Regions from separate parts of the Mus musculus genome. Here all the other regions are linked to region 1. A link is a loop called in an ENCODE intact Hi-C map of the cell type or tissue named here. Cell type or tissue: left cerebral cortex. All regions are shown on one strand.

The links. A loop is a pair of places that touch in the nucleus more often than their neighbours do. Peaks named below come from ENCODE experiments on the same cell type or tissue, not always from the same donor. Only the 100,000 strongest peaks of a DNase experiment are listed, where the experiment ranks them.
Region 2: it touches region 1 in a loop (11-fold over the local background); 5 of 42 quality-filtered maps call a loop at or near these places.
Region 3: a loop joins it to region 1, with 2.5 times the contacts of the local background. A loop is called at or near these places in 5 of 42 quality-filtered maps.
Region 4: it touches region 1 in a loop (10-fold over the local background); 34 of 42 quality-filtered maps call a loop at or near these places.

Annotation. Positions count from the first base shown.
Region 1 is chr8:60,861,338-60,869,337 of GRCm38, reverse strand. No RefSeq gene overlaps it. Among named protein-coding and RNA genes, the nearest start is that of Hpf1, 25 kb to the left of the region's middle. In left cerebral cortex, a CTCF peak has its summit at 3,610 (motif pointing right); DNase peaks (open chromatin) are centred at 2,166, 3,652, 4,214, 4,456 and 1 more place; H3K27ac peaks cover 1,696 bases.
Region 2 is chr8:60,768,901-60,776,900 of GRCm38, reverse strand. No RefSeq gene overlaps it. Among named protein-coding and RNA genes, the nearest start is that of Gm45650, 54 kb to the right of the region's middle. In left cerebral cortex, a CTCF peak has its summit at 3,280; DNase peaks (open chromatin) are centred at 3,247 and 3,759.
Region 3 is chr8:60,780,418-60,788,417 of GRCm38, reverse strand. No RefSeq gene overlaps it. Among named protein-coding and RNA genes, the nearest start is that of Gm45650, 65 kb to the right of the region's middle. In left cerebral cortex, no CTCF peak of the experiment used is centred here; a DNase peak (open chromatin) is centred at 3,152.
Region 4 is chr8:60,613,971-60,621,970 of GRCm38, reverse strand. It overlaps Gm34730 (a long non-coding RNA gene), which reads left to right. Exons shown (of 3, transcript XR_379010.3): 2 at 1,477-1,669; 3 at 2,937-5,557. Among named protein-coding and RNA genes, the nearest start is that of Gm34730, 14 kb to the left of the region's middle. In left cerebral cortex, CTCF peaks have their summits at 4,644 and 4,843 (motif pointing left); a DNase peak (open chromatin) is centred at 4,832.

The DNA.
Region 1 (8,000 bases):
CCTACACAAGATCACAGCAGTCACGAGTCCTTATTTTTACAGAGATTAATGTACAGGCTGAAAGTTGCCAATGGTTTATAGCCATACAAGGTTGGTTTTGAATGTTTTGTAAGTGGATCCTCTTGTTTCTACCCTTTCACGTACTCATGGAAAAGAAAGACCCAAAGATAACTGGGCATCTAAGCTAAGAATCTTCCTTCCTCTCTCTTGGAAAATAGACACGATCCCAATGTGTTCCCTGGGAAGTAGGCTCTGAAATGGCTGTCAGCAGGCAGGAAAGTCATTGGTGCATACTCAGCAGTCACACTCAGAGGAGGAACAGTGCAAAGGAAAAGGTGGGGCTCTAATGAAGTCTTTACATTTAAAACTGTATGCTTGTGCTTGCATTTACATTGTGCATGTTTATATGGAGGTCCAGGTCCACTGCTGCTGTAGCAGTTAGAATAGGTATGGCCCCCATAGATTCATGTTTGTGAATGCTTGGCCTATAGTGGGTGGCACTATTAGGAGGTGTGGTCTTCTTGGAGTAGGTGTGGCCTCCTTAGAGGAAGCATGTCACTGTGGAGACAGGCTCTGAGATCTCAGATGTTTAAGCTCAGTGGTACATAGTGTTTCCCCTGCTACCTGTGGATCAAGATGTAGAGCTCTCAGCTCCTTTTCTAGCACCACATTGCCCGCATGCTGCCGTGCTTCCTACCAATGATGAGAATGGACTAAACCTATGAAACTGTAAGCCAGCCCCAAATGAAATGTTTTTCTTTATAAGAGTCACCCTGGTCATGGTGTCTCTTCACGGCAATGGAAACCCTAGGGAGGGTGCCTTCCTAAATCTCTCTTGATCTTATTTTGAATCAGGGTCTCTTGTTGACCCGGGAACTCACTGACTCAGATAGACTGGTTTCCCAGTGAGCTTGAGGGCTCTGCTTGTTTCTACCTCCCATTGCTGAGATGGTAGGGCCTCTTGTCACCCACTGAACTATCTCCCCAGCCCTGGATTTGCATTCTTGCATCTGTTTCCTCCCTAGAAACCAAAAGGAAAAAGAGAGAGACAAATGGACTAAAGCTGAACACAGTAAACTCCCTACCACCTCTGAAGCAGATAGAAGAACATTTATTTCTTTTCCCAAATAAAAGGGATTTTTTTTTCCTCCTTGTGACCTTGAGGTGGTAAAGACCTGTGGATGTCTCCAAAGAGATGAAATGGTTTTGTGAAACACTGTCCTGTCATCTGCTCTGGAATGAACTACTGAGCCACCAAAGGACACTTCACTCCTTCTCCTCCTCATATTTGTTTCTCCTGTAAATGGAAATTAGGTTTTTTTCCATCTCTCAGACGCGTCTATGCAAAACTCTCCAGCCGTGTCCTCAGCTGGCCTCCCACATTCGGTTGTCTCCCTCAGCTGACAGAGTGAGGTTCCTCATTCAGACTAATTTTAGCTCTCAGACAATTCAAAAGGCTGGCATTTGTTCTACAGGCTTGATGATTCTTTCTGCTTTGAGGCCAGAAAAAAAACATCTATTTTTATTTCATGCTAGTGATTGAGATATGGGCATGAAACAAGCAGGGCATTCAAAGTAACATTTCTCATGGTTTGTGTAGCTCCTAAGATATCCCAATGTATATTCACACTCCTTCCTTTTTACCTAAAAATGTGTGACTTCTGTTTTTTACTTCCCTTAATCTGTTGAATATATTGTTGGAAATGTGTGCTCTATTTATGTTCAGCTCAGAGCCTGGAATAGACACAATGCTGAGGATAGAATTCTGCACTGGATATCTGCCTTTTGCTCCTCCAATAATGGGCTTTCAGTTTTTCCAGAAGATTCTTCTTGGCCTAACTTTGGAAAGCTACTGCTATAAAATAAGCCCCCTTACCGGGTCCCAGGAGCTACAGAGAAGGGAGGTCAGCATAAAGGAAGTGACAGGGATGCATACTTTTGGAGTTGGCTTTTTTTTTTTTTCTTTTTCTGGTTTCTACAAATCCAGCATCATCTGTGAGATGCATGTAATTGGAGAGTGCTCCTGTGTTTTGTTCAGGCATTTTACAACCTCCTTTCCTTCACCACTTTAAAAAATGTCACCATCAAATCTCACCAGCATCATCTTCAAATAGATCTAGAGTTCTGCTACCTCTGGCCATCTCCTTATTCACTCCCCACCCACCCAGGTTCTAGCCAACAGTGGTTCTTGCTAGAATACGACTGTAGCCTTTTGATGTGTATCCACACTGCTGTGCCTGCTTCCGTTCAGTCCTCTCTTCACATGCAATGTGAATTTTTTTATATATAAACAAAAGAATACTCTATCATGTTAGCATTCATTTCATGAGTTCCCACTGCCTTTAAGACAACACTCAAAGCCCACCTGTGCTCCTCAGAGATCAGCATGACTTGGCTTCTCTGTCTCTCTGTCTCACTCTGTCTTTCTCTGTCTCCTCTCTCTGTCTCTCTCAGTCTCTCTGTCTCTCTCTTTCTCTCTCTCTCCTTCTCTCTGTGTGTATGTGTATAGGCACTCATGTGACCCACGTTGGTTCTCTCTATCCATGGACCTTGGGTTCTACCATAAAGCTCAGCTTGTTTCACAGTACTTTTGCCCCCTGTGTCCCCTGGCCCATGCTGACCTGGCTTACATCTGCAGTCTGCCACCCTTCCTACTGCACAGAGTCCCAACTCTTGTATATTTTGTTTTTCTTACTTGAAGTATTTCCCCACCCTGCCTTAATCTGGTAAATTCTTTCTCAGGTCCCGTCCATAATGTAGCCCTCTACACAAAATCTGCCTGTCCTGTTCATTTACCGTGACCACCACAGCCAGTGCCATCATGACTGACTGTTCAGCATTCAGCTCAGGATGGTTTTCCTATCGTTGATTTCACAGAGAAGTAGCTGTTCTTATTGCTGGTGTATGCTCTGTGTCCGGCTCAGGGTCTGGCACCTGATCACTGCTCCAAAGATATTTCTGGAACCAAGTAAAAAAAGCAGAGTTTCAAGGAGTGTGGTACAATTTACCAGGAAATGTGGGTTAAATCTAGACGAAAGAGGATTTTCATTCAGGTTGCTTTCTTAGGTTTTTTTTTTTTTTTCCTTTTACATAGGCTCTCTCTGTACATCCCTGGGATGTCCTGGAACTTGCACTGTAGACCAGGCTGGCCTCGAACCCACAGAGATCTGTCAGCCTCTTCCTCCTTTGTGCTGGGATCGAAGGTGTGCAGCACCTCACCTGGCCCCGTTCTGTATTTTTTTGGATCTGAAGCTTTTCAGCTGAAGATAGGTAGATTGGATGTGGAGATTTCTCATAATGGAGTTGAAGTAATGAAATGTAGGTGACCATTCACTCAATAAGTTGCTCTGAGCAAGGCTCCTTCTGGCCTTGTAGACAAACATGGTCCCCAAAGTAGAAGCAGCACAGCCTTCTGGGACAGAGTGATCCTGTGAAACCTCAAAGCTGGATACATCTGTACACTCAAGGAACAGCATCCACTTAAGTGCCCTCTGGTCTTCCTTCCCCATTATGCCAGCAAATATAAAATATATAATGCAAAAACTGAACATGTAGTCAATTACAAAATGACAGATGAACTTGACTAGACTCCAGGTTGCCAGTGACCTTGTCGACCACAAGAGGGCGCTGTTTAAACTCTTGTTCAACTTGGGGGAACAATTGAAGGAAGAAAATTGGCAATCTTAGGGTTGGCCAGATGGACACCTATTTATATGATAGTGACTCTGGAATTCCATTTATTTTTATGCTGTGAAAATTTCATTTTTTCTCATCTGCAACAAAATTTGCATTTTAAATGGCACTATTAAAAGTAGAGAATTGTTTTTTGTCTTAAAATCTAATTTTAAGTCTAGTTTTGTGTGGAAAAAAATATAAGCAATTCATATAGGTGAAAAATAGATGATAATTCTTCCAAAATTAACCTATTTCTATTTACTTATTTTCTAATTATACAGACTCATGAAGAAATAGCTTAAAAATACTTCTAGCAGTTATGTGATTTTAAATATTTAAATATATGCAATTTTTAGATTTAAAAAAGAGATTTATTAATTATGGCTAGAGGACTGTTTTTTTAAGAACATCAAGATGTAATTATATACAAATTTATATACCATGAGTCAACTGTACAGTGGCTGTATCTGCCAGCCTTCCTGGTACGTAAGATGTAGTTAAATTGTCTGAAGGGATGTGACTCAAGGCTAGAAATATGTTTTTCTACGTAAGGGCTACAGAGAGAACACACTGTAGATTCAGTGAGCAGCAGTAGCCACTAGAGTAATAGCTGTTTATGTAGGCTAGACCCTGTGCTTAAAGCACTTTACGTGGACGAAGTCATTAATTCCTCACAATGTTGGGAGACAGATGGTACTGTTTTCATTTCAAAGATGAGCAAGCGGAAAGGTTAAGTGACTTGTACAAGATTAAAAGCTATTAAGAGACGGGGCCAGGATTTGAACATCTCTCCTCTGAGGCGCTTAGACAGAATTCTCAGTTGGCAGATCCGGCTGAATCAAATTATCCAGCGACAGGGATAGAATCCTTCTCGTCCGGTAAGGTGCCAAATCTGTACAGCTATCCTTATTTTGAACATCAGGATTTGGCTAAGATAAGATTCTCTGCCTCGGGCTGGAGAGATGGCTCAGTGGTTAAGAGTACTGACTGCTCGTCCAGAGGTCCCGAGTTCAATTCCCAGCAACCACATGGTGGATGGGATCTGATGCCTTCTTCTGGTGTGTCTGAAGACAGGTACAGTGTACTCATATACATAAAATAAATAAATAAGTCTTTAGGAAAAATAAGAAAAAAAAAAAAAAAAAAAAGGTTCCCTTCCTCTCAGGCCCGTGATCTGGAGCTCCAGACACTATTGGGGTAGTGCTGTCAAGGAGGACGACTGCAGATACACAAATGAGAGACAGGCAGGGACATGGAAGGCTTCGGGCTTCTGTGAGAGCCCTGACACCCCCAACCCGGCTCCCAACACACAAATAGCCAGAAATGGAAGCCATCAAAGAGAACTCTTACAGCCGGTGATAAGGATGCTGAAGTGCGCCTCTCCACAGATGATGGCCTCAGACCCAGGGTGCAGGTGGAGAGCACTCAGTTTTCTCTAGCGGCAGGCGACTGGGAGCTGAACCACGCTCTAGTAGGTATGTGGACAAACCAAATTGGACTTGTTTCTTTTCTTGTTATTGCCACCTTGGTGGGAGGAAGTCGCAAGGGCAAAGGGGCTGATGGACATGAAGGACTGGGAAGCGAGTGTAAGCGGGGACTAGGAGGTGAAGTTCCCAGAGAATCAATAAAAATACTATTTTGGAAAAAAAAATTCTCTCTGTCTCATAAAGTGCTTCATGGAATGGGTGCCCGTGTTTAGGGTGACTGTCGGTAAATAGGAGGTGTGGGAAAGAGGACGGTTTCTGCTGACTCACTTGTGTGATGTCAAGCTTTATAGGAATACAGACAGACTTATATCTGAATCATAAAAATAAGACAAAAAAAAAAAAAAAAACCAACCAAAAAACCAAAAAACAAAAACAAAAAACCCTCAGACAATATCTAATGTTATAAAGAGAAACCACCAAAATGTCCTAAGAGATTACTTCCAAAATAATTTAATTAAATAGTCCTGGAACCTGAGTGTGTTTTAAACAAGTGTTCAAATATGTTTTATGAGAGAATGTTAAATATTGTTTTCCTGGCTGGGGCTGAAGGTTATAAGGGAATCAGAGGCTCCACAGCCATTTAGGTGATTGCTGGAGCTCTCCTGTATTTTCTCCCTCCCTCTCTCCTGTATCTTCTCCATCCCCCTCCCCTCAGCCCTCCTCCTAGCCTTAGGAAACATTGATATTTCTTATTGGAGGATTTGGTTGTTGTTGTTTTTTAAAGTCAATTCTAAACATAAAAATCAAAGACTCAGGTCTTGAAAGACTCCGAGAGGAGCCCCTCGCTCAGGCCTCAGGACAATAGCGGACACCCAAGAACTCACGACAGACCGAGCTTGTTGCAAACCACATGAGGCTTTATTCGGGAAAGCCAGAGCTCTGGGGACGACTCATATCCCATGCAGGGGTAGAGGAGTCGACCTCGAGGGGAAAGAGTTCCCAGTTTTTATAGGCCCTCAGGGGGGAAAGGAGAAGGGGGAGATTAGGGGATTTCCAGATCTAAACAATGTCTATTCTCAAGAAATGGGTATGGGAGGGGTACAAGGAAAGAGTCTAATGAAGGTGCAGCAATGGGCACACACCTGGCCAGAACATTGGCAGACACACAGGTTCAAGGAGTGGCCAGAGCATTGTGCACCTCTATTTTTCTAAATCAGTGAAGCTAGTTCTGCTAACACTGACATCTATCTTGCCAATTTCAGGGCTTCTGTGTCCTTTTACATTCTGCCAGGATCTTTCAGTCTCATCCTTTCTTTTGTCTCCTCAGGCCTTCCAGTTAAGGTTTCCTAATGAGTGGGCTCAGAAAAGAAAACATTTAAAAAAGAATGGTTGGGAAGCGTAGTGCCCTAAGATCCCTGTGTTTGTCCTACTGGCTGTGGCTTGAGTAAGGTTTATGTCCCGTCGAAAGGTTGAAAGTTCAGGTCTTGCCATCCTACTGTCCTGGACCTTTATGTGCTATGTCAGTTGGAGGTATGCCGTCTAATGAGCTTTTTGAACCTCAGTTGCATTTTCTGGTTTTTGTTTTTCTGTGGTATTTTTTCAACTCTGCTCCCAATGGCTATCCCTCATAGGGCTTGTCTCCAAGCTGGAGCCAGTTTGAATACAGGGAATTTAGCTATGTTTAAATTTCAGGTGAACAATACGCGTGCTTTTTCAGTTTAAGTGTGTTCCCACTATCTCGTGGCAATATTGTATTAAGCAGTACTCATTTCGGATCTGGTATTCAAGTAGAACAGGGTGAGCTGGACTTGTGTTTGCTAAATGTGACCACCCTCCATCCCCGTTTCCTTATCAACCATCACCTGGAACTCAGCAATTAAGAACCAAATCACTGGGAAGCCCTGCATGCTTCTCTGGGTTTAGTTTCTCAGTTTCTCAGCATGGGATCCACCCATATCTTAAGCCCATTGACAGAATTATAGTACATGAATGAATGCACCCAAGTTCTAAGAGAATGTCTTAGACAACTCAGGCCCTACAACAATTTACCCAGACTACGATGATTTATAAACAACACAAATTTATTTATTTATTTATTTTTCAGTTCTGGAATGTGGCACCTGCTCATTTGGTTGTCGAGGGTCTGGCACCCATGGGTGGCACCTTCCGGTGACATCTTCTTATGGCTGAAATGGCAAAGAAGAGCAGGATGCTCCCTTCAGCTTCTTTTGTAAGAGCGGTGACCTCTTTCCTAAGAGCACAGGGCTCACGATGTAATCACTTCCTGAAAGTCCTCTTATTACAGGCTGAGAAACTGTAACAGAAGTGTTTAGGGCCAGAGGAGTTGATATTTTTGGACTCTCTTTCCGTATTTTGGATTTTTTGCATGTATGTTATGAAATATCTGGAAAGGGACCCCTATCTTGAGATGAAATTCATGTATATATGTTAAGCATTATGGCCGGGATATGTGAAACATTATGGTCCGTGTATCTATACACACAACATTTTGTACAGTACTTTCAGCACCCCTGCATTCAGGCTGTACATGCTCATATAAGACCAGATGTGGAATCTTCCACTTGTAATGTGATGCTGACACTCAAAATATCATCTGGGAGCACTGGGGGAGGGGCTATGATTATGGAGCACTTAACCTATGCTGTCATGTTGGGAGTTAGCCTTTAGCATGCGAATGAATGTTGGAGAGACACACAGCTTCAACCACAGCAGTAATTGAATACATTTTCTGCAAATGTTAGCTATTGATATTGCTTATATTGCTGCTCTTCTTACTTAAGTTTGGAGAGAATAGTGGTTTGTATGTCCTAAGAACATTTTCTTTCATCTATCTATTTTCAAAGAGTATAGAGGTGTGAAGAGATGATACTTTGTCCT
Region 2 (8,000 bases), 92 kb after region 1:
CTGTGTGGAGTAAGTCCCTGTGCTTTGTGTTATGTCTTGCCACCGTCCTCTGCTCTCCTGCAAGATACTTCCTTTAGTCCTCTGCACTTGGCTCTTTGCACACAGTTCATGGTTTACAGTAGATTTCCTTATCCACTGATGTGTATGTTAGCTGATATGTAGGGTAGTCGCTGGTGGTGGTTTAAAATATCATCTTTCCTGGTGATCTGAAACGAGGAGGCATTTTTGTATTCAAAGAAGTGAGCTTTAATGGCTCAGTCACGTGTACTTTTGGTATCACTTTCTAGGACAAGGAAATCTCACATTAGACCACTTATAAAAGGAGTCAGGTCTTAGCCCCCAGAGGTGCAGGAATGGAATGCAGCTGGAACCTTTCATGTGGCAGAGAAGGTAGACAGGGTGCACTTTTGATCTTATGTCTTAGATTTTCCCTGCTTGTCTGTGGGGTACTGTGGGGGTGCTGGAGCAGGCTCTTCAGGTTCTGCACACGACTGTGCTAACAGACCTAGTGTTTACTCCCCTACTCCTTCCTTCCTTCCTTCCTTCCTCCCTCCCTCCCTCCCTCCCTCCCTCCCTCCCTCCCTCCCTCCCTCTTTCTTTCTTTCTTTCTTTCTTTCTTTCTTTCTTTCTTTCTTTCTTTCTTTCTTTCTTTCTTTCTTTCTTTCTTCCTTCCTTCCTTCCTTCCTTCCTTCCTTCCTTTCTTTCTTTCTTTCTTTCTTTCTTTCTTTCTTTCTTTCTTTCTTTCTTTCTTTCTTTCAAGAAATGACACAAAAGGTGATGGACAGATGGTTTCTATCATCAGGACATAAAGAGGACAATGTCATTTCTGGTCCTAAAATGTAATACGGAAATAAGTACTTGGAAGCCAGCTTCCCTAATTCTGATGACATCTGTCTTTCCCACAAAGAAATCCAAAGGAAGATGAGTTGATTTTTTTCAGTCTTTTGTAAGTGTGTAATTATTCTCTTTGTTACAATGTCTAATTTGTCTTAGCTTAGAGGTACCATGTTCGCTTACCCAGTTTGGCATAAAAATTCTTGGAACAAAGAGAAAGTAAATGAGTTGTTCTGTATATCTTCTTTATGTCAAGGAGTTCTACCACAGGAAACCTTGGAGGATATTTTAACCATATCCAAACCATAGCAAATAAATAAGATGGGGAGATTCTTTTCTTCTTCTACAACAGTATATATCATACAATATATACAACAGCATATACCATACAATATATACAACAGTATTATACCATACAATATATACAACAGTATTATATCATACAATAATTACCAAAGGGCATTGCAGATCAACTGTTTATTTCTTCCCCTCTTACTTGACATTGAAAGTAAATTCCTAAACCTGGTTGAATTCTTTTTTTTTTATTTTTTATTTTTTGGTTTTTCCAGACAGGGTTTCTCTGTATAGCCCTGGCTGTCCTGGAACTAAATTTGTAGACCAGTCTGGCCTTGAACTCAGAAATCTGCCTGTCTCTGCCTCCCAAGTGCTGGGATTAAAGGCGTGCGCCATGTATGCGCATCACAGAGCTTTTGACCACAGTTTTCTCCTTAGCTCCTCATGCCTTGTTTTGAAATCTTGATGTATATTAACTTCTTTCTTCAGTCTCTGACATAATGAATATCCTTAAAATTTTAGGGATAACGGCATATATCCTCCTTTCATATGCTGGGTTTGGGATCGAAGCCAAGAAAACTCACCAGAAGAACTGAAAGCTTTATTTTTTGCTTGCACCAGGAGGTGGCTACTTCGGGATCTGAACGGAATCTCTGAAGAGAGATTGTACAACATTTTTATAGGATGGGAACACAAAGCAAGGGAGATTAGGTGGGATGTTGCATTGACCAATCATATTTTGACACAAGGGAAGTTAACATTGGTCTACCTGAGGTTAACTTTCAGGGTACTTGAGTCAGCTTTTGTAGTCCGCTTCCCCCCTGGACTCTGACCTGGCATTTTTTTTTAATTAGGTATTTTCCTCGTTTACATTTTCAATGCTATCCCAAAGGTCCCCCAAGCCCAGCCCCCCCAATCCCCTACCCACCCACTGCCCCTTTTTGGCCCTGGCGTTCCCCTGTACTGGGGCATATAAAGTTTGCAAGTCCAATGGGCCTCTCTTTGCAGTGATGACCGACTAGGCCATCTTTTGATACATATGCAGCTAAAGACAAGAGCTCCCGGGTACTGGTTAGTTCATATTGTTGTTCCACCTATAGGGTTGCAGATCCCTTTAGCTCCTTGGGTAATTTCTCTAGCTCCTCCATAAGGGACCTGGCATTTAAAGTGATAAGGGAACAAAGAAGTGGTCAAGCAGCTCTTAGTCAATTACAAGATGGCAACACATTTATGACTTGTGTGTTTTAGGTTAGATAACGGGATAACAGCATCTTTCCTCCTTACATCTGTTATTAGTTAACAGACAAACAGGAAACATTGGAAGAAGCAGGATAGGAGTTGGTTTCCGGGCCCTGGGAATGTAAACTCAGTTTTGATCCAGCCAGCAAGGTGAACTCGTTCCTGAGATGGCTGAACTCGGGGAACTACCTCCTAACACTCAGTCTTGCTCGTTTAAACAAGGGAAGGGCATTTCAGAGCTGCTCAATCTTATCTCCGCTCTAGCCAGGAAAGTCTGCATCCCAATCAATCAATGTTTTTGCATCTTATATTTAGCAGTGGCCCAGAAAATGTTGAGTTCCTAATTCAAAGTTTGTAATATTTTCATCCTTTCCTCTCATATGGAAGTTAAAGTTTCCATAACTATAATATGAAGAGGGATTAATTTAATACAAGACTCCTGGCCTTGGTGACAATATGCACAGCTTTGCCATCTGGGGTTTTGGTAAATTAGATTATGTTTTACAAACTGTGGTTTTCTTTCAAAAAGGCCAAATGCTATTTCCTGTCAGCTTTCTTAATTACCTGTCAATCATAATCCCTCCCCTAGAACTGATTACAGTGAGGGCTCTAAAGTTGTAGCTGGTCCAGCCATTATTTACTAGCAGAAAATGTGGCTAAAATTGACATGGAGTTGTCAAGAGTTAAATCTTGGGAAAATGTCTCAGAGGCCTTAGCTCTTCTCTTTAGTCAACTGTACAGATTTAGCAATTCTGCACTGCCTGAGCTTTCCAGACTTTCAACACCTAAAAATCCCTAACAAACTCCTGTCTGTGTGATGTGCAAAGACTGGTGAGTCACAGAGCCCAGAAAAGCACAATAGTCCATTTCAGGCTGAGAGGATGTAGGCGTTAGGATCACAAAAGAAACCTGGGCCTTGCTTGCAGCTCAGCCTACATATCCTGGCGGTGACTCTGTCTATAGTCCGGTTCCTGGCATAGTTCGCATTTTAGTCTTATGAGTCAGGGATTATGTGTGTCTACTGGGATGCTATAGGAACAGGTGGCATACAAAAACAATGCAGGAACAGGTGCAGAGAGAAATCAAATATTTTTTTTTGTCCCCAGTGAAGGAGGGAGAGGGGAGAAAGAGGAAATATGAGCATCTTTGGAATTTCCTCTGTTTGTTTGGTGGACAGAGTGACATCCACAAACACAGCCCCAGATGAGGTGATGAAGCAGTGGAGTTAAACGTGCTTCCAGCTCCATTTGTCTTTCCTACTGATGAGTTTCTGTACTTTGCTCAGGGAGAGTGATATTGCTGGGTAGGGATATCTCTCTGTTAAATTACTTGAGCGCCTCTTCAAGCTGTCAATCATCTCCCACTGTGTTTTTCCATCCATCTACTTAGAGAAGAGAAAAATCAGAAACACAAACACCTACAACTCTGTTCTATAGCTTCCCACGCATCTTTCTTACGCTTGTTTCTCTTCTCTTTGGAAACTACTACCGGAACTTCCTGGTGCACCTACACAGAAACATTCCAAGTCCAACTTAAGCCTCTGTCGTCTATAAAGCTTTTCACCAGACAGATTTTGACCTCTCTGTGACACTTTTGTGAAGACTCCACATATAAATTCATATTATATTTTACTTATATATTAAATATAATATATATTCATATTTTAACATATTAGTTATTTTTTGTTTTCTATCTAGACTGTGAACAATTCCAATTACTGGTACCTTTGGCAAATGTCTTGCATGTCTGTGAACAAAATGTACACGGGCCCCTTTATACATACTGGCTAGAAGTGTGAGCCACAGAAATTCAGTAAGGTTAAAAGAGGCGAGAGAAACAGGTGGAGAACTTACTTAAAAGAGGAGGGAGAAACAGGGGTGGAGAAGTGACTGGAGAGACCAAGCCTAGGGCTAATGTTGTCATGCATCTGCTCATTGGGTTGTCCTCCTTGTTTTAGAGGAGAGAGACTACATGCTTGATTCCATGCCCAGCAGCTGAAGGGTAAAAGACCTTAGAAGAAACAGAAGTTGGAGGCTGAGGTCAGGGAAACAGGTGAGGGCAGCCTATGTAGCAGGTTTTAATGAAGTTGGCAGGAGGCAAGCCAGGGAGGGGGTCTGTCTGCCCCATGGATGGAATGAATCGGGACCGTAGCCTCGAGCACCTTCCCTTGCTCACCTGCTTCTCATCCCCTTAGATAAGGACCCTGAGTTCTTCCTATATCCATCTCCTGCCTATTGCATCCACTCTGCTGCAAGCTAGGCTATGTGCTGTGGCCCTAACATGCCAAGTCACTACTTTGCTTCTGTGCCTGTTTCTCCTGGAACCCAAATGGCTTTTGACTTATTTGGTTCTAGTCTTGCTTAAATGTCATCTTTCAGGGGATGTCTTTCCAGGGCACCCCATTCAAAAATCCCTCTTTCCTTTTCTTCTGTTGCTCTTCTAAATATTAATTGTATTGTTCTTTGTGATGAATCTCACCTCCTGACTGTACACCTGTGTATCTAGCTATACATATGTGCATACACGTGCACCATTGTGCATTGCTTAAAGACAGGAATGAAGTCTAAGAGCCCAGTCATTAAGAGAGTGTGTCATTGTGTGAGCATCATAGCCTGCTTCCACAAGCCTTGGTGGTACAGATTGCTTACACCAAAGCTATCCAACCAACCCAAATATCATGTGACTATGTTCTGCAGTTAGCTGTAACACATCTACATGCTGTCTCTCTTAACATATTTAAACAAAAATATAAATTGGTATATAGTAGAAGTCTTTCAGATCCATTATAATCTCCTTGGATCATCATACATGTAGTCCATCCCTATGTAGTGTGAGACACACAGACATACACACTTACATTTGTTTACTGTCTTTTTCCTCTGAATCTGAGCTCCTGCTTCTCTTTCTAGGTCCTAGGTCATAGCAGGCTTGTATTGAATACCTATGACATAAATGATTAAAGAAGTCTCTCTCTCTCTCTCTCTCTCTCTCTCTCTCTCTCTCTCTCCCCGCCCCACTCCCATGTGTGTGTGTGCTTTACTGGAAATTAAATCCAGGGCCTTGGGCCTTGCTAGCTAAGTACTGTACCTCAGGACTACATCTTTAGTTCCAGAAAATGACTTTTAAAACAGGCTTTTTTTTTTTAATTTTAAATAGGTTATTTCCTTTTGGGAAATTTTCTTAATCCATCTACCTGGCTTTCACTGTCTGTTGACTGAATAGATTACACATAATAGTAGATTGTAGGGAAGGATATTAATTCAACACCTGACACTAGGACAGTCCCTGCCACAAGGTATAGGTTCCTAATGCATAACAGCTGGAGTTTTTATCTTGCTTTGGAATTTTCAAACATCTGTTTTTTTGCTATGTACATCCTTGCCTTTGGATGATCTGGTGTGGAGGGAGCTGGTGACTTCCCATTCACAAGAGACAAAAATAGCAGCAACAAATGGTATAGTCCAAGGGAGAAAATTATGAGCCTTTGATTTCCCTTTAAAAGACTGTATCATTTATTCTCTTAGGAAGAGCAGATGTTTTGACTTTGTTTGGTCCGGTCCAGTTAAGAGAAGGACACGGGAGTGTATTTATAGATATATCTTGTCCATCTCTGATCAGCTTCTGGAGATTCTGGTCTTTGACACACTTTGGCCTTACAGAAACAAGATCCGATCTGGGTGATTGCCCTGAAATATGCATATCCTTCTTTTCTTGCACCGAAGGTCTGTGACAGTTGGGGACTGTAAGAGAAAAGCATCTAAGCCTAGAAACAATGAAATGAATGCTAATCATGGCATGCTTTCTAGAGAGAAAAAAACAATGGCTGAAATTATGACTGTGAGGACCTAGTTGAATAGAAACTACCATTTATCTATCTCAAGAGCCCAATGAAGAAAAACTTGGTGGTTACATAAAGCAAATAGCCCTCAGTTCACCATGTGCCAGGTAGACTTACTTTCTTCCTAAAAGAACACCTACAGCATTGACTGCCCCACGGTTTGTGCTGTTTTATGTGAGAGTGTAAATATTGGGACACCTGAACATCGTCAGTCTTGAGTTACTCCTGTTAGAAGCATGACATGTGAAAATATAATCTTTGGAGGGGAGGCCATGGGAAGCACAAAGACAAAATGAACTGGGAGGAGGCTTGCTTCAGAAAACATCGCTACACAAACAGCTGAGATACAACCCTTTCAAATTTAATGAAGCACTATACATGCAATTTTATTAAAAAAAATCAGTGAACTGTTATTTGAAATGTTTCCAGGAGTGACCAATGACTTTCTGACCTCCATGACTAGAATATTTACTCATTTTAATTTTCTCAGATGACTTAATTTTAACAGATTTTTTTCCCAGTCTGTTAACTAAGATCTGCTTATTCTTTGCTTATGAGAACAATGTCTAGACAAAATCCTGCACTGAAATTTAGTTATTCACTGAGCATCTAGCAAGTAGACTAAGCGTGATGTTGGCCATGTGCGCATCTTTGGATGTTGATGAATTGTTTTGCTTGGATCAGCCACTCTCCTTTTCTGGGCTACTATTATTAGCTTTACAGGAATAAGATTATTGTTGATGACATTATACATTACAGGGCATTTGTGCAGTTTTAAAAGAACCTATGCCAATGCAGAATGTTACTGAAAACATAATTCTTGTTTTACATATGTTTTAGAGAAAGGTTAAAAGAAAAAATTGCAAATTGGATTCTGTTCTGCAATGAAAGGGCAGCTGTCAACTAGTGCCCTGAGCTTTCAGAAAATGGAAAGTGATGCCCCAAACTCAGCATAATTATTCTATCTAAGGACTTGGCTTTTTAAGGCCCTCACCCTGCTGTGACTTATTCATCTTCTTTATATCCACCCAGCTACCTGCCTAGCTCCTGAGAAGTTCTAGATAGAAAGGCAATTTGGTACAAGTCTAGTGATTTTCTGTGTTAAAGACTAAGTTTTACTCTTGTGTTGTTGCCATTATGGAAATTAAAGGTATTTATGAATTTGAAGCATCCAATGACATTTGCCTGGAGACTCACTGAGGAGACCCAAGTTTTCGTGTTGTCAGAAATACTGGTCATCTTTCTCATACTCATGTGGATGTGAGATGGACTCTCGTCCTAAGCATAAAGGGGGACCAGGAGTTAGAAGTTCAAGAAACATTGGGGAAACATGTTTCCTTCATCTCTTCAAGTCACTTTGCAGGCGCCCTAAGAAAGTACAGTGCAGGGAGCTGGGCGTTGATGGCTACCAAGTGTTACTCATGGCTGCATGACTCTGATATTGGGAAGAATCCTGTAAACACTTGTGCCTGCTTTACATCACCCATTTTTTATATTTTGGGGGTAAATGATGGGTTTTTATTTGTAGAGATTGACCATATCTCCTGCCAATCATCTTGGGGGAAAGATAATCCCAAATAAAACATTTGAATTAGTAGGGAAACTTTATTCTGGGGGATACCAGCAGAAAGATTTGAGATTAATTCCCTTTGTGGAGCTGGCTGAAGCCTGGGAAGATGTAAGAATTGGGTTAAGCTATCGAAATCTCATTCTATCAATAAATGTGTTTATTACATCTTTGCTCCTCTTCCCCCTTAAAGCTGCAAGGAGACTTTTGTAAAGGATATAATTAGGT
Region 3 (8,000 bases), 81 kb after region 1:
CTTGATACCAGGAAGCATCAGGCACCATCTTGGAGGTCAGCTAGTTCATAACATTTTAGCATGAATATTTATCACGTTGTTTTTAAAAAGAAGGTTCTACAATGACTACAATGATTACATTATATTATTGTAGGTCTTCTCAAGTACATAAGAATGCTATACAATTGTAAGGCTTGCTTTCTTCCTTTCTTCCTTCCTTCCTTCCTTCCTTCCTTTCTTTCTTTCTTTCTTTCTTTCTTTCTTTCTTTCTTTCTTTCTTTCTTTCTTTCTTTCAGCAAAAACAGTGATATCTATCCACTAATCCAAATCAATGCTGCTTTTTAAGGTACTCACCTTAGGAACCTGTGAACTTATTCTGACAATGTCAGGCTATTGTCACAAATGTAGCCGGAATCTTCTGTGACCAAGATTGGAGTCTTTCAATATATTTTTCTTTATCAATAAACTCAAAGATGCTATCAGACAATTGTGGTAGTCAATAGAACAACCAGTTATTTCTTCTTGATTTTCTGTTGTTCAGCTTGCATTACCAAACCAGATGTAATATTCAAAATTGTGGTTCTGATATCCAACTATGGCTTAACAAAATGATAGACTTTAGCAAAACAAATTATTGTATGATCCAACTATTTCAGAGAACTTGAAAAACTTCAGCTCTTTAGCCTACTCATGAATGTGCCCTCCCTTCTGTTCTCAGTAACAACTGAGCTTCCTGCTTAGTAAATACCCTGAAGTATTTCTCCCTTAAGTATTGTTATTAGAAGAAGTTCTACCTTGGGGGCTAATGGAACACCTGGTCAGGAACTGTGCAGATACCAAGTCTGAACACTGAGCTAGATTCCAGGGACCCACATGGTGGAATGAGAGAAATGATTTCCACAAGTTGTCTCTGACCTCTATATAATCCCTGTGATACACGTGCAACCTCTCAAAATAAATAAAATTAAAATGTAGTAAAAATTAAGTTCTATATTGATAAAAATTTACACATGCCATATCATATTTACATGACCTTTGATTTTTCTGGGAAAAGGAAATTGTGAACTGTGAAGCAGTTTTATTTACTCTAGCTTTTCATAGTGCCTGTCACACAGTAGGCACTTAATATCTGTTAAATAGAAGATAAATTGAAATTCTTATGCCATGAAGAATAGCTGTTAAGCTAATGAGAAGGCTCTAGGTCTCTTAATGTAATAAAATGATACTTGCTTAATAAAACAATATCAGGCTTTCTCCCTCAAGCTGGTGTGATGACATCATAGAATTGCTTTATTATTTTTTTTCTGAGAGTCCTGTGGAAATGCTATTTAGATTAAAGTAGATAGAATGCTGAAAAACGTGGATGCTTCTCCATCTCTACCCTGAACAAGAAACAATGACTACTCGACAAATGGACTGTTCTCGCTCTTAGTCCCTGCAGAAGTTTCCTAGAGCTAGATTCATACCCAGCTTTCCTCACAGTGATTGTAGCCTTACTTGTATCTTCCTGGCACTGAAAGCAATCGCAGTTGTTTTGTTTTGTTTTCTGATGTCCAGAAAGCCATGTGTGTTCAGTATGTGCAATCATAGTCTTTCAAACATCTGCTTCGGGCATAGAATGAGTAGTGGGGAAATAAACAACCGCTCTTCCCCCAGAGAACCAGTGTGATATTAGCAGCTCTGTTTTGGAGGCGGAGAATAATCCAATTGCAAGGCTGGCATAAATATTATGCTCATCATTCACTCACTTCCTCACACAGGAGGCAGAAAATCCCAGTTTCATGCTAAGCCCTCCAATGCAGACCTTTTCCTCCACCTAATTTCTTTCGGTTTCAAAGTGATCATTTGATTTCTAATGAGAATGTGATGCAGCTTCTATGGTGGAAACACGGAGACTGGACCTTTAAATATAAAAGCATGACAGATTGTCACGAGAGGATGAGAATTCTCTCCACAATGACAGGAGTCACTGGGTGCCTAGAACCATCTAAGAAGCATGTGTTTGATGGGACTCCAGTGAGACTGGGGAGGACTAGCTGTTCTCTCCAGACTAGCACTTCCTATCAGCAGTGTACTCAATCTTTGTGTGGCCCTGCCTCTCCCAAACATAATTCTATACTGGAAATTGAACCCCAGGGTCTCTGGAACAGCAGCCAGTGCTCTTAAGCTTTGAACTATCTCTCTACCCACAATATAATTTTTTAACCAGCCAAATGTAAAGTGTGCACACTGAGCCTTTGTTGCAAAATATTTCCCAGTAGATGATACCTTTCACCATGAAAAAGATGCTTGGCATCTTCTCTTCTCATGACTCGATGCTCAAGGTGAGAGTACTGCAGTTTTCTGATCTATAGATTCTATTAAAATCTTTCATTTGTATAATCACTTTTTGTCACTTTATTCCAAGCCATGGATGAACTTAGTTTTCAGGCCTCCTTTTCCTCCCTTTTAATGTGGACATGCTGTAGTTTCATTCTTTCTCTCATGACCTTGACTGTCTTGAAGGATCCTCTGTAGACTGTACCTCAGTCTTGGTTTGTCTGACATGTCTAGGTTATGCTTTTTTGCTAGGGAGTGTACAAAAAAAAAGAACCTCCCCTGTGTAGCAGATTAGGTGGCTCATGGCATTGACTTGTTCTAATACAATGCCTGTTTGCTTTGACCAGTCTTTTGGAAATGCTACCTTCTATTTTGTACTGGGAGGCCACATGACACAGTAGGAGACTCTTTGACACACAGAATAAAGGTTGCTTTGTATTGGTAATTTTTTATTTGTTCCCACCCAAGATCTGTTCTATTCCTGTCTTTCTTGGCTCCATACTCTCCTACGTAAGAATTATATCACTAGAGTCTCTGAATAGATTCACTGAATAACTAACATCAGCAGAAGATCAACATATCAGAGGAGAATAAGTTGAGGCAATTTGATCCCCTGTAACATCTACTGATTTGGTTCTGGGTCTTTGGCAGTAGATGGATCTTCACAGCCACCACTCCCACTTTTACCCAGCATCCTGTCTTCTTTTTTTCCCTATTTATTTTTTTTATTTATATATTTATATTACAGGTCACCAAAGCATCTTGTCGTCTAGCTCATGGATATATGGGTGTCTTCTGTTGTTAGTTTCTAGGTGCCTCACCATGCTTTTCTGGTTCTCTCATCTCTGCCTACACATCTAAAAGTAGATCTTTGTAAGAGATGCTTAGCTGGCTGGACCTAAATTCTCTTTAGGGCTGTGAATCTCCGTGGTCCAGTGAAGTGTTAATTTCTGGTTTCTTTGGAGACTTTGGAGTTGTGTCATATGTTGTTTTTCTGGAAACTGTCTTATGAGAAGATGATTTTTCCTGAAGTAAACATGGGGGGGGGGGGGAGATGTTCTTCTAAAAGTAGACACATGATTTTTTTTCTGGAGGCATCCTGGAAGAAAGAGGCATGTGATGTTTTGCTAAAGCAGATTCTTGAGAGAACATGTGATGTTTGGAAAAGATATAAATACAACTCAACAGACGATGGACAATGCTGGATGGTATTGGTATACCTCGTTATTCTTTACTGGTCATCATTGCTTTGCTGACAACACTGGGTGGTATTGGTACACCTTACCATTCTTTGTTTGTTATCATTTGTTGTGACTTCATAAAGAGAAACGCACCAAAAATCTTCTGGTGGTCTGGCAGTTTTCTGCCAGTTCTGCAAGGACTCAGGCTGTTTGACAGAGCCTTGTGGTTTCTTCTGGATCAACCTGCTATTGCTGATTTGTGCCTAGTGTTTGCAAGTGGATTAAGCTGTTGCTGCTGATTGATGTGAACTGAATTGCTGATATCCTGACAATGAAGATTAGATTTGCTCCATCGAAATATTTCTAAACAGGTCCACATCCTCTTTTGCTTTATTAACTTTTCATTTCCATTACCTCTGGTAGGCTAGAAGGGATGTTAAAGCATTTAAGAACCCTTATTAAAAGGTTTTGAAACTCTAAGCCTACAGTCCAGTTCTCACTTCCTGCAGTATTTTTGGGAAATATATATGAGAAAAACAAGCTTATGAAAAGGATAGAAAGGACTAGTGATATGACTACTGTGTTAGGAAGAACAAAAGCCATGAGTTGCTCATTTATTACAAGAAAAGACACAAAGCAGAGCTCAAAATAACCGCAAGTCATTGTGTATTTTTTCCTTGAAGTACTTAGAATGCAGTGCAGGTTATCTGTAATGGAGAAGTCAGAAGGGGAGAATGCCATAAGGCAGCAGCAAGGAAGTGTTTGGCTGCTGCAGAGGAATCCAAGGGGACTAAAGTGCATGGACTGTTTTCCTTTGTATGGGCATGCAATCCACCTCTGCATTGTTCTCAGCTCACTGTCTAACAGCTCCTTCCTTAGATGAGGACACAAAGGATCAATCTTCTGAGCCTGAAGCAACAGCTCTAACTCTTAGACAGGGAGGGGGGGGGGGTTCTAACCCAGTTTTCTATGAGGTAAAAGCCTCTGTTCCTTTAATCATAAGAGCAATAGGGGTGAGAAAGCAAGTTTGGTAAAGTGCTACTTGGTGGAAGAACTGTCAGGGGAGCAGAAATGTTTGTATTCATTACACTTTTGAGGGAAAAATAACCAGAGGACAGGGTAGACTATGGGGACAACAGAGGTCAGTTTCTTATCATAGAAATCCTTTGGTAAAAATCTTGTATAGCACAGATGAAAGATTACACAGGATGAAAGTTGGCTGTCCATCAGAGTAGGATTGTCCGGACACCTTGTTAATAGTTGGTGAGCATATCCTACATTTAATGAGCAGCTATTTTTACAGCCATCTACTTAGGAAAAAATAATGATTAGAAAGGAACTGAGACTAGTTTGATGTTTTACCATCACTTATCCTAAACTGATGATGACTAGACTAAATGTCTCTCTAAAAGATTGCATATTAAGATTTTATATGTAAAATATACAGATTGTAAGAACTTATGTTTACATAGCATATTTTCTCCAAAGACGGGCCAATCAATGGGTGATACAAATCTTGGTCATGTGGTAAATTTACTTTGAAAATGTGGGGCATAAACACTATGAAATTTATTCACCTGTAAAGAAAAATGAGGTCATGAATTTTGTAGGTAAATGGTTGAAACTAGAAAACATCATATTAAGTGAGATAACTTAGGCCCATAAAGTCAAACATCATTCTGTTTCTTCTGAGGTTCCTAGCTCCAAATCTTCAGATATGAGTACATGTTTTGAAGTAATTGCAGAAAGCATGAAAGCAAAAAGGAGGCTTTGTTGGGGTCATAAGCAATGGAGAAATACCAGGGTAAAAGAATTTGATTGGGAAATTAGAAAAACCTTGAGGGAATTAATTAGGGAAGGAAGAGGGAAATAAAAACAGTATAAGAAGAGGAGGTCTGACAAACTCTAAGAAATGGTATATTAACAATATCCTTAACAGGGCTCCATACCCAAATAGCGCTGGGAGGAAGTGAGCCTCCCAGGAGTGTGGATAGGCCTATGTGTACAGGTAGCATCACCACTGCTGCTCAGAAGAAACCACCCAGAACCCTCAGGACACAAGAACTGAGGGACTGTCTGGGACAGGAGTCTTCTGGTGACACAGAGCTACATATACAAATACTGCCAGGAGAGAACTGATCTCCCAGGAGCCACAGTCAGAGACAACAAAACCAGCTAACACCAGAGATAACCAGATGGCTAGAGGCAAGGGCAAGAACAAAAGAAACAGAAACCAAGGCTAATTGGCATAATCAGAACCCAGTTCTCCCACCACAGTGAACCCTGGTTATCCCAACACACCATAAAAGCAATACTCTGATTTAAAATCACATCTCATGATGATAGAGGCCTTTAAGAAAGACATAAATGATTCCCTTAAAGAAATACAAGAGGCCAGGCTTGTTGGCACACACTTTTAATCCTAGCACTTGGGAGGCAGAGGCAGGCGGATTTCTGAGTTTGAGGCCAGCCTGGTCTACAAAGTGAGTTCCAGGACTGCCAGGGCTACAAAGAAACCCTGTCTTGAAAAACAAAACAAAACAAAACAAACAAACAAACAAACAAACAAAAATAAATACAGGTAGAAGCCCTTAAAGAGAAAACACAAAACTCCCTTAATGAATTATAGGAAAACGCAACCAAACACGTGAAGGAATTGAACAAAACCATCCAACATCTAAAAATGTGAAAAGAAACAATAAAAACATCATAAAGGGGGATAACACTGGAGATAGAAAACCTAGCATCACCAACAGAATTCAAGGAATAGAAGAGAGAATCTCAGGTGCAGAAGATACCATAGAAAACATTGACACAACAGTCAAAGAAAACGCAAAAAGCAAAAAGCTCCTAACCCAAAACATCCAGAAAATCCAGGACACAATAAGAAGACCAAACATAAGGATAATAGGTATAGAAGAGAGTGAAGATTCCCAACTTAAAGGGCCAGTAAATATTTTCAACAAAATTCTAAAAGAAAACTTCCCCAACCTAAAGAAAGAGATACCCATGAACATACAAGAAGCTTACAGAACTCCAAATAGATTGGACCAGAAAAGAAATTCCTCCTATCACATAATAATCAAAAACTGAACACACTAAACAAAGAATATTAAAATCAGTAAGGAAAAAAGGTCAAATAACATATAAAGGCAAACCTATCAAAATTACACCAGACTTCTCACCAAAGACTATGAAAGCTAGAAGCTCCTTTGCAGATGTTATACAGACCTTAAGAGAACAAAAATGCCAACCCAAACTATGATACCCAGCAAAACTTTCAATTACCATAGATAGAGAAACCAAGATATTCCATGACAAAACCAAATTTGCACAATATCTTTCTATAAATCCAGCCTTACAGAGGACAATAGATGAAAAACACCAACACAAGAAGGTAAACTACACCCTAGAAAAAGCAAAAAAGTAATCTTCTTTCAACAGACCCAAAAGAAGATAACCACACAAACATAAAAATAACATAAATAATAACAGGGAGCAACAATCACTATTCCTTAATATCTCTTAATATCAATGGACTAGATTCCCAAATAAAAAACATAGGCTAACATACTGGATATGTAATCAGGACCCAGCAGTTTGATGCATAGAGGAAATGCACCTCAGTGTCCAAGACAAACACTACATCAGAGTAAAGGGCTGGAAAATAAATTTCTAAGCAAATGGTCCCAAGAAACAAGTGGGAGTAGTCATTCTAATATCAGATAAAATCAATTTTCAACCAAAAGTCATCAAAAAGGATAAGGATGGACACTTCATATTTATCAAAGGAAAATCTACCAAGAAGAACTCTCAATTCTGAACATCTATGATTTTAATGCAAGGGCACCCACATTCATAGAAGAAACTTTACTAAAGCTCAAAGCACACATTGTACCTCACACAGTAATTTTGGGGGACCTCAACACCCCAACACCTCAACACCACTCTCATAAATGAACAGATCATGGAAACACAAACTAAACAGAGATACAGTGAAACTAACAGAAGTTTTGAAAAATAGATTTAAAAGATATCTATAAAACATTTAATCCAAATCCAAAGAATATATCTCCTTCTCAGTGCCTCATGGTACCTTCTCCAAAACTGACCATATAATCGGTCACAAATTAGGCCTCAACAGATATAAGAAGATTGAAATCATCCCATGCCTCCTATAAGATCACTATGGATTAAGGCTGGTCTTCAATAGCAACAAAAGCAACAGAAAGCCCACATACACATGGAAGCTGAACAACACTCTACTCAATGATAACTTGGTCAAGGAAGAAATAAAGAAATTAAAGACTCTTTAGAATTTAATGAAAAAGAAGATACAACATACCTAAACTTATAGGACACAATGAAAGTGGTGCTAAGAGGAAAACTCATAGCTCCAAGTGCCTCCAAAAAGAAACTGGAGAGAGCATACACTAGCAGTTTAACAGAACACCTGAATACTCTAGAACAAAAAGAAGCAAATAAACCCAAGAGGAATAGACATCAGGTAGATGGCAGGAA
Region 4 (8,000 bases), 250 kb after region 1:
CCAAAAAAGACCTATATACAGTCTTGGGGATGATTCAGGGTTTGAAAGCAGGTATTTCTAATTGGTTTGGACTGAGCGTTTGGGGAAACTTTATTTGCATGTGAGAGGGCTTAGTGCTGCTACTTTGTGATTGATGCCTTATACCTCTCTGCAGGGGGGCTGTGGGAGGCTTCAGCTAAGTGCCAGGGGCGTGGCCAAAGTCCTGCAGTCCCATGCAGGTGAAAATCTCCACCCACCAAGGCTGGGGGCGTGGGGGAGGGTTCAAGGCCTATGCTTGACTGAAGACCAGGCTGTCTGTGCGCAGCCCATTGTCCCACACTAGTTTCTGTTTGTTGTTTTTGTTTTGAGACAATGTCTTGTATCACAGGTTGGTTACAATGTCTTGCTAGCACAAGCTGGTCATGAACTCTGTACTGGCTGGTTTTGTGTGTCAACTTGACACAAGCTGTAGTTATCACAGAGAAAGGAGTTTCAGTCGGGGAAGTGCTTCCATGAGATCCAGCTATGGGGCATTTTCTTAATTAGTGATCAAGGGGGAAGGGCCCCTTGTGGGTGGGACCATCTCTGGGATGGTAGTCTTGAGTTCTATAAGAGAGCAGGCTGAGCAAGCCAGGGGAAGCAAGCCAGTAAAGAACATCCCTCCATGGCCTCTACATCAGCTCCTGCTTCCTGACCTGCTTGAGTTCCAGTCCTGATTTCCTTTGGTGATCAACAGCAATGTGGAAGTGTAAGCTGAATAAACCCTTTCCTCCCCAACTTGCTTCTTGGTCATGATGTTTGTGCAGGAATAGAAACCCTAACTAAGACAAACTCCATTATTTTTCCTCAGCTCCAAAGAAAGTTAGAGGTGTATATTCCCACACCTTGCTTCATATTCTAATTCTTATGCACAAAATGCCCCGAACGGCAGGAGTGAAAGAACTGTCCAGTCAGGGAAGCGCTCATATCTGGTTTAATTTTGATTTTGATTTTTTTTTTTTATTATTTTGAGACAGGGATATAGCTCAAGTTGTCCTCCAACTCGCTAAGTAGACAAAGGTCAACTTGAACTTCTGATCTTCCTGCCTCTACCTCCTGAGTATTGGGATTATAAGCAGGTACCACCCTGTTCCTTTGGGGTGGGGGGCCTAGGGCTGATGATTGACCTCAGCCTTTGTGCCAGCATCCTATGAAATGAGCTTCTTCACCAGCCCCACTCGGTTGTTTGCTGCTTTGAAGCTGTCTATCAAATTCCCAGGAGAATGGAAGCTGAGAAGTGACAGCATAGTGTTCCCCCTTCCATAGAATTTACTCCTTTGTGTCTCAATAACAAGCTTTTATCCTTTTAAAGGTTTCTGTCTTAGGGGAGTAAGCATCGTAAGACATATCTTATGTAGAGAAGGCTCAGGTGCTAAATCAAGAGAGTCTATTAACCCTTAGACAGCTCCCTGTGATATGAAAGGAAAGATCTTTTCTAATTGAATTTGATTGTTTCAGAGCTGTCCTAGATCTTCCTGCCATGTGGAAGTGAGCTTGCTCGTCGAGATTTTGGTGGACTGAAACTGTAGCTCGGTGGTAGAGTGCTTGCCTATCGTGGACAAAAGTCCCGAGTTCCAGCGTCGAAGAAAACCACGCCAAAGCCTTGCTGCTGGAACTCTTGCTCTGGTGGTTATTTTCCTCAGATCATAAGGTGCACATGATGTGCCGCACACATCATTTATGTTTAAAATCCAGTTTCATTTTTAACTCCAGGCCTTAGGAAGAATCTGCTCCACCATTCTAAGGTTTTCAAAGGAGAGATTTTATAGGGTAGACCCCACTAGTTCACTGTTTCGCCATTATAAGCAAAACCATGCAAATCCTGAGGGTCAGTTTAAAGTCGATTATGTGTCTTGAGGTTTATCATTGATAGTGTTTTGGGGACTGGAGAGACGCCATAGTCTATAAAGTGTCTGACCTGAAAGTATGAGGATCCCAGTACAGACTCCCTATACTTGGGTAAAGTCTGGGCCTAGCAGCACACAAGTCTAGCACTAGGTTGGAGAAGGCTATCTATAAACCTAAAACTGGGGTGTTTGTGGAGATAGGTGGTCAGTTAGCGTAGATGAATCAATGAAAACTCATTCAAGAAGACAGTTATCATCATGTCTGGCTGCTATAGGCACTCACACATGCATGTGCATCTTGAACACATGCACAGGTGGGTACACACACACACATCTTTGTACAAAAGTGCAGTGTTTTCACTCTATAGTTAGAGCTGCATGGTACTTGCCCAAGCCTTTCTTTTGATAATATCTTTACTAGCTTAAGTACCAGGACCTCCTCGTTAATGCTGGTAAAGAATCCAGATGCCAAGGCTCGTGAGAAATTCATTGTGAGAAAACTTGATTCCTTAGATGCCAAGAAAGCAGAATTGAATTTAGCTTCCAATAATGACTATGAAGGTTTAACTCAGCAAAAGGATGCATTCCTGCTCATTCTGCAGAGGTCTTAGTCTCAGATTGGTTATTCTGAGGTCACATGGACACTTTGCACTTACCATACTACTGAATGCAGACTGAATAATGAACTGCTTGGATTCTGTGGACATCATGGATCTTTGTACTTCTGTCATATGATCAGGGTTATTAAGCTGGACAATTTTTCTTTGATTATTTGCTCCATGGAAAGGGTAATATGGCTGGCCAGGCAATAGTTTGGTTTTGAAAGCCCAGCCTGCTAGCAACATGGATAAAGCACACATTGCCATGTAGTATCTGAATAGATTTTATAGTGCTATAAAAGACGATGATCTGTCCCTTTCAGAGTACACATTTCACAATTAACATGGTGGGCAGGATTTTACTGCCTGGCACCCCAATCATCTCATGAAAGTGGAGATGCTAATTAAATAAGTAAAGCAAATGAGCACGGAGAAGGTACACCTTGTTGTTGTTTCTTCATTTAATTTCCAGAATCAGCGAAGTCTTCACACTGAAGAAGGAAAGTTCCAAGTTCAAGGACCAAGATTAGGATCATTCTGGAACACCTTTTTGGGTTGGCATTCAGAACTGAAAGTTTAGCTCTGTTGCACAAAGGGTACAGTGCCAGGTGATGCACTCTTTGACCAAGAAGGATAAAATGGACTAAAGAAAAGGGGCCACCTACCCATCTCAAAACTATTAACCCAGAATTGTTCCTGTCAAAAGGAAATGCAGGGACAAAGAGTGGAGCAGAGACCGAAAGAAAGGCCATCCAGAGACTGCCCCACCTGGAGATCCATCCCATATACAGACACCAAACCCAGACACTATTGCTGATGCCAAGAAGTGCTTACTGACAGGAGCCTGATATGGATGCCTCCTGGGAGGCTCTGCCAGAACCTGACCAATACAGATGCAGATGCTTGCAGCCAACCATCAGATTGAGCATGGGGAGCCCAATGGAAGAGTTAGGGGAAGGCCTGAAGGAGCTGAAGGAGTTTGCAACCCCACAGGAAGAACAATATCAACCAACCAGACCCTGACCCTCCCAGAGCTCCCAGAGACTAAACCACCAACCAAAGAGTACACATGGAGGGGGAAGGAGGGGCAAGGAGGGGGAAGTGGGTTTAAGGAGGGGAAACTGGGAAGTGGGATTACATTTGAAAAGTAAATAAATAAAATAACCAATTTAAAAAAAAAAAAGAAAGAAAGAAAGGAAGAAAGAAAAGAAGAGCCAATAGGACAGCCCAAAGTGCAGCGATGCTACCAGTAAGCCCATGATTTATAGCTGTGCTGTTCCTGCAGTAATGCCCTGTGAGCATCCCTGAGGCCAAAAATTCAGATGGAATCCTCCTCAGAGCCCACTGCCTAAGTTTTCACTGATCTTTACCATCAGTCACACTTAATATTAAATTGCCAAAGAAGATTTGCCCAGAATCTTTGACTTTCTACAACTTCCTCATAAAATACTTTTTTTTTTTTTCCTTCAAGCTGCTCTTCTAATTGATGTGTGAACACCTACGTCAGATTTCAGTGCATTTGTGAAGACAGAGGCACTGGGGGCACTTGGCGCATTTACAGTCAGTGCATCTGGGGACAAAGGCAGCATATCCTGTCTAACAGAGCACCAAACATCAGAGTATGATGTAATCCTAACTCGTGCTGCAATCTTGATTCCATGTAAGATCAGATTCCAAGAGTGGGAATTGGGATTTTCTTTTATAGGAATGTGGGGGACACAGTTCACCTTCTGAAAGTGTGGTTTCCTTGAAGAAAAATTAGCTTCCTGTAAGAGACCCAGCAAATATTTTGAGAGTAAATACTCATTTGCTATGACTGCCAAGTAGAATTTGCCATTTTAACTTTGAACAATATGCTGATGGACCTTGAAGTGTTAAGTGTATGTTGGCCTTCCTAAGAAGCACACACACACACATACACACACACACACACACACACACACACACACACGCTTCTCTAGAATAAAAAATAGTCTTAAAAAACATAAAAACACCACTTCAAGACTACGCAATATTCTGCCAGTCTCACATAAGAAGACAGATTATATTAAGTGTGTCAGTTGTAAAAAAAAAATCAATATTTAAACTGATTCTGTTTTCTACCATTCCTTAGAATTGTTTCAACCTTGTATCTTCATCTAGTATGCAGCAGGACACCCTGTTGATGGAATCAAATAATGCTTGTATACAGTGACTTGTATTTTTGAAGTTAATTGAATGGACATGTCTAGTTGGCATTGTTCATAAAATTTCAGGCTTATAGTACGATTTAATCATATTGGATGCATAGTTCTTTCTAAAACTTGAAATTTTCTTAATATCAGATTTCCCAAATTCCCACTGATCTTTTCTGCAAGACTGCCACCTGCTGGCAAAAGGTTTGTTACTTTACATAGAAAACAATTGCACAGTTTACTCAGTGTACAAGGGGATGCATTACAACTTGAAACATGTACCTAGGCTTTGGGGTTTCCTAGGTTGGTGTAAATGACCGAAACATAGATGTCCCCAAAGCCCTCACCCTACAAGGTTTTATGTGTATTCTTTCCAGTTGGCTGTTAATAGCAAGCCATGAATACATGTGTCTGAGTCTTGGGAAGACGGGCCAACTGTGGCTCAGGCTCATTCCTTTTGAATGATTGTGAAATGACTATGACTGTGGGCGAGGGGTCTCTAAGCATTGTTAAAATGTATGCATCTCTGAAGTCCTTTTGTAACTACAATTTTTCTAATGTATTGGGAATGCAGCTTTGTGCTCTGCCAGGACTGCCACCTTACTCCCCTGGCTGGCAGCAGCAGCCCCAGGACTACCCCTCACTAAGGACTTCCTCAGATCTTCATAAAGTGACACAATTTTACACTGTGATGACAGGAACTGCTTACATGTGAGCTTGCAAGTCTGCTTTAAACAATCTCCTATTTCCTTGTCTGTAGCAGGGTTAACGATTCTGTTGTAACAGGGCTAACATTTTCTAGTTGTCTTGAAGTTTAAATTAGATTTCAATATATACATGAAAACTGTTAACTTTGTTATTGGTATCTCAGGGTCAGATATGGCACCACTATCACCAGTAATTAAAAGACTGATCAAGATATGACAATGGCCTCCTCTTTTATCTACAGTGATAAATCCATGTTTACTCCCCTCCCTGACTTGAAAGTCAGGTAGATAGAATTTGAAGTTTCTTGACCCTGTATATCACTAGGATCATGATAGAGATGCCTCCTAGAGTCATCAGTATGTTTAGAGCTCCTTTAGGTTTGTTAGTGTGCTCCCTAGTCTTTGTTCATTAAGCCTAACTATGTATTTGTTAGAAAGAAAGGTGAATGATGAAGACAGTTGCATGAGCAAGAGCAAGAGCAAGAGCAAGAGCAAGAGCAAGAGCAAGAGCAAGAGCAAGAGCAAGAGCAAGAGCAAGAGCAAGAGCAAGAGCAAGAGCGGCCATTAGTTCAAGGACATGAATTTACTCTACTTAGCTTCTGTGAGAGGTGCCAGAATCCATGATCAGGAAAAAGAACCCCCTTAAGAAAGACAATTCTCTTCTACGCTAATTCCCCCAATGAGGTAACATTTTAGGTGCTATATCATATCATGACTGGATTTTTGCAGATTTTTGTTTTGTTTTGTTTTCCACTCTTGCTCGTCTCAGCTTCAAGGGCCTGAGGTTTCCCTTATTTGCCCGTATCCCTAAGAGACTTGAGTAATAGAGCTGCTGGCTGGGTCTCTGGCTACACAGAACAAACAGTGCCCATGTGTGAATTGAATTAGGTGTTCAGGATGAATGTTCATCATTTTAAAAGCAGTGTTGATCAAATCCTAGTTTCCTGGAAAGCATCCCATAAACACTTGTTTCAGTCATTGGCAAAGATTCCCAAGTTGTCAGGGTGACGTTTAACTACAGCATGATCAGTGTTTAGATTTGGAGGCATTAGACAGGGCGCACACAATTTGATACTTGTTGGGACACTTGTGCTGGGAGTGGAAGCTGGCACTCCAGCACTGCAATCTGTGCTGCCTCCTTCTGAGACCTACATCCTTGGAACTCCAGCATCAACCTCAGGTCAGGGCAGGTAGGGCATGAAGTACTTAGGAAGGAATGCTTATAATAACCTTGGGTTTGTGTTTGTCATAAAAGGACTGTGAGTTCAATTCAATTAATGAGTAAAATGATACAGAGACTAAAAGATGTTGGTACCCGTGACTCAGAAATACAACCTGGTTCGTGGACACCATCAGATGTTTTTCTTTGAATATTACTGTGAACAGTTCTCTTCTCTCTGTTTTATGTAAACCCACTGTAGTCAACTTTTCTTTCTGTTTTTTTTTTTAAGTGCTTTTGAGAGACCACACTTTTGGGGTTCAGACTCTATCTTAGAAAACCTGACCTAAGTTTAAAATCAAGTAAACTAACAGGCTGGTACCTGGCTTCAGTTTTCAACTCATCCCCCAACAAAACCTGAGCCTAGATTCAGTTTCCATGCTGTTCTCCCTCAGCAAATCCAGCATCTAGCACCAGTTTCCAGGTTATTCTACAGCAAATCTGCACCTCCAAGTTACAAGCCCACCCCTGCCTAACAACCACCCGTAAGGAGGAAAGCAGAAGTTAAGTTTATGGTTTGGCTCCCAGCACCAGCCAATTGTGCTAAAGGCCACAGTAGCCCCCCAAGTAGATGCTTGCTAGGCTAGAAACACTCACCCCATGCTTGTCATTTCCTATAAAACCTTGTCCCAATGAGTGTTTGGGGCTTTTTCCCACCAGAACAGTCCTATGGGTCAGAGGTGAATTAAATCCGAGCTTGAGCTTATGAATAAAGACCCTGGTGTGATTGCACTGGATCGGCTCCTGATTGGTCCTTCAGGGTTCACAAACACTTCCTTATACTACATTTTGGTGTGTTGGTGGGAAAATTCCCCTTGACCTTCAGGACTACTAATCTAGAGTGTCTTGATGTTGGCAAATTCAGTCTAGGCCTGTCTATATGTGTGTTTGTAGTTCTATGATAAACTTCCTGTTTCCTGTCTGCCTGTATGATAAATCTGTCCATGTTAAGAGCTTCTTTTATTCTCTCTTCCTCGGGATCAGGTATGGGAGGAGATGGGGATGATGTACAGAAAAGTCAGGAATTTGAATAGAGGAGGTGTGTAGCAATGGGGGATGGGGAATTGGGAGTAATCACTAACAAGTCCCAGATGCCAGGAAAGCAAGAGACTCCCAGGACCCAACAGGGATGAGATTAGCTGAAATGCACAACAAAGGGGAGGGACTACCTGTAGAGACCATACCCAGAGGTTAGTCAAGGACCCTGGTTGGGGGATGGGACCACCCACTCATCTCCAAAATTTTAATCCATAATGGCTTCTGTCTAAAGGAAATACAGGGAAAAATTATAGAGCAGAGACTGAAGGAAAGGCCACCCAGAGATTGATTGCTCCACCTGGGTATCCATTCCATAGACAGACACCAAACTCAGACACTATTGTGGATGCTAAGAAGTGTTTGCTGAAAGGAGACTTTTATAGCTGTCTCCTGAGAGG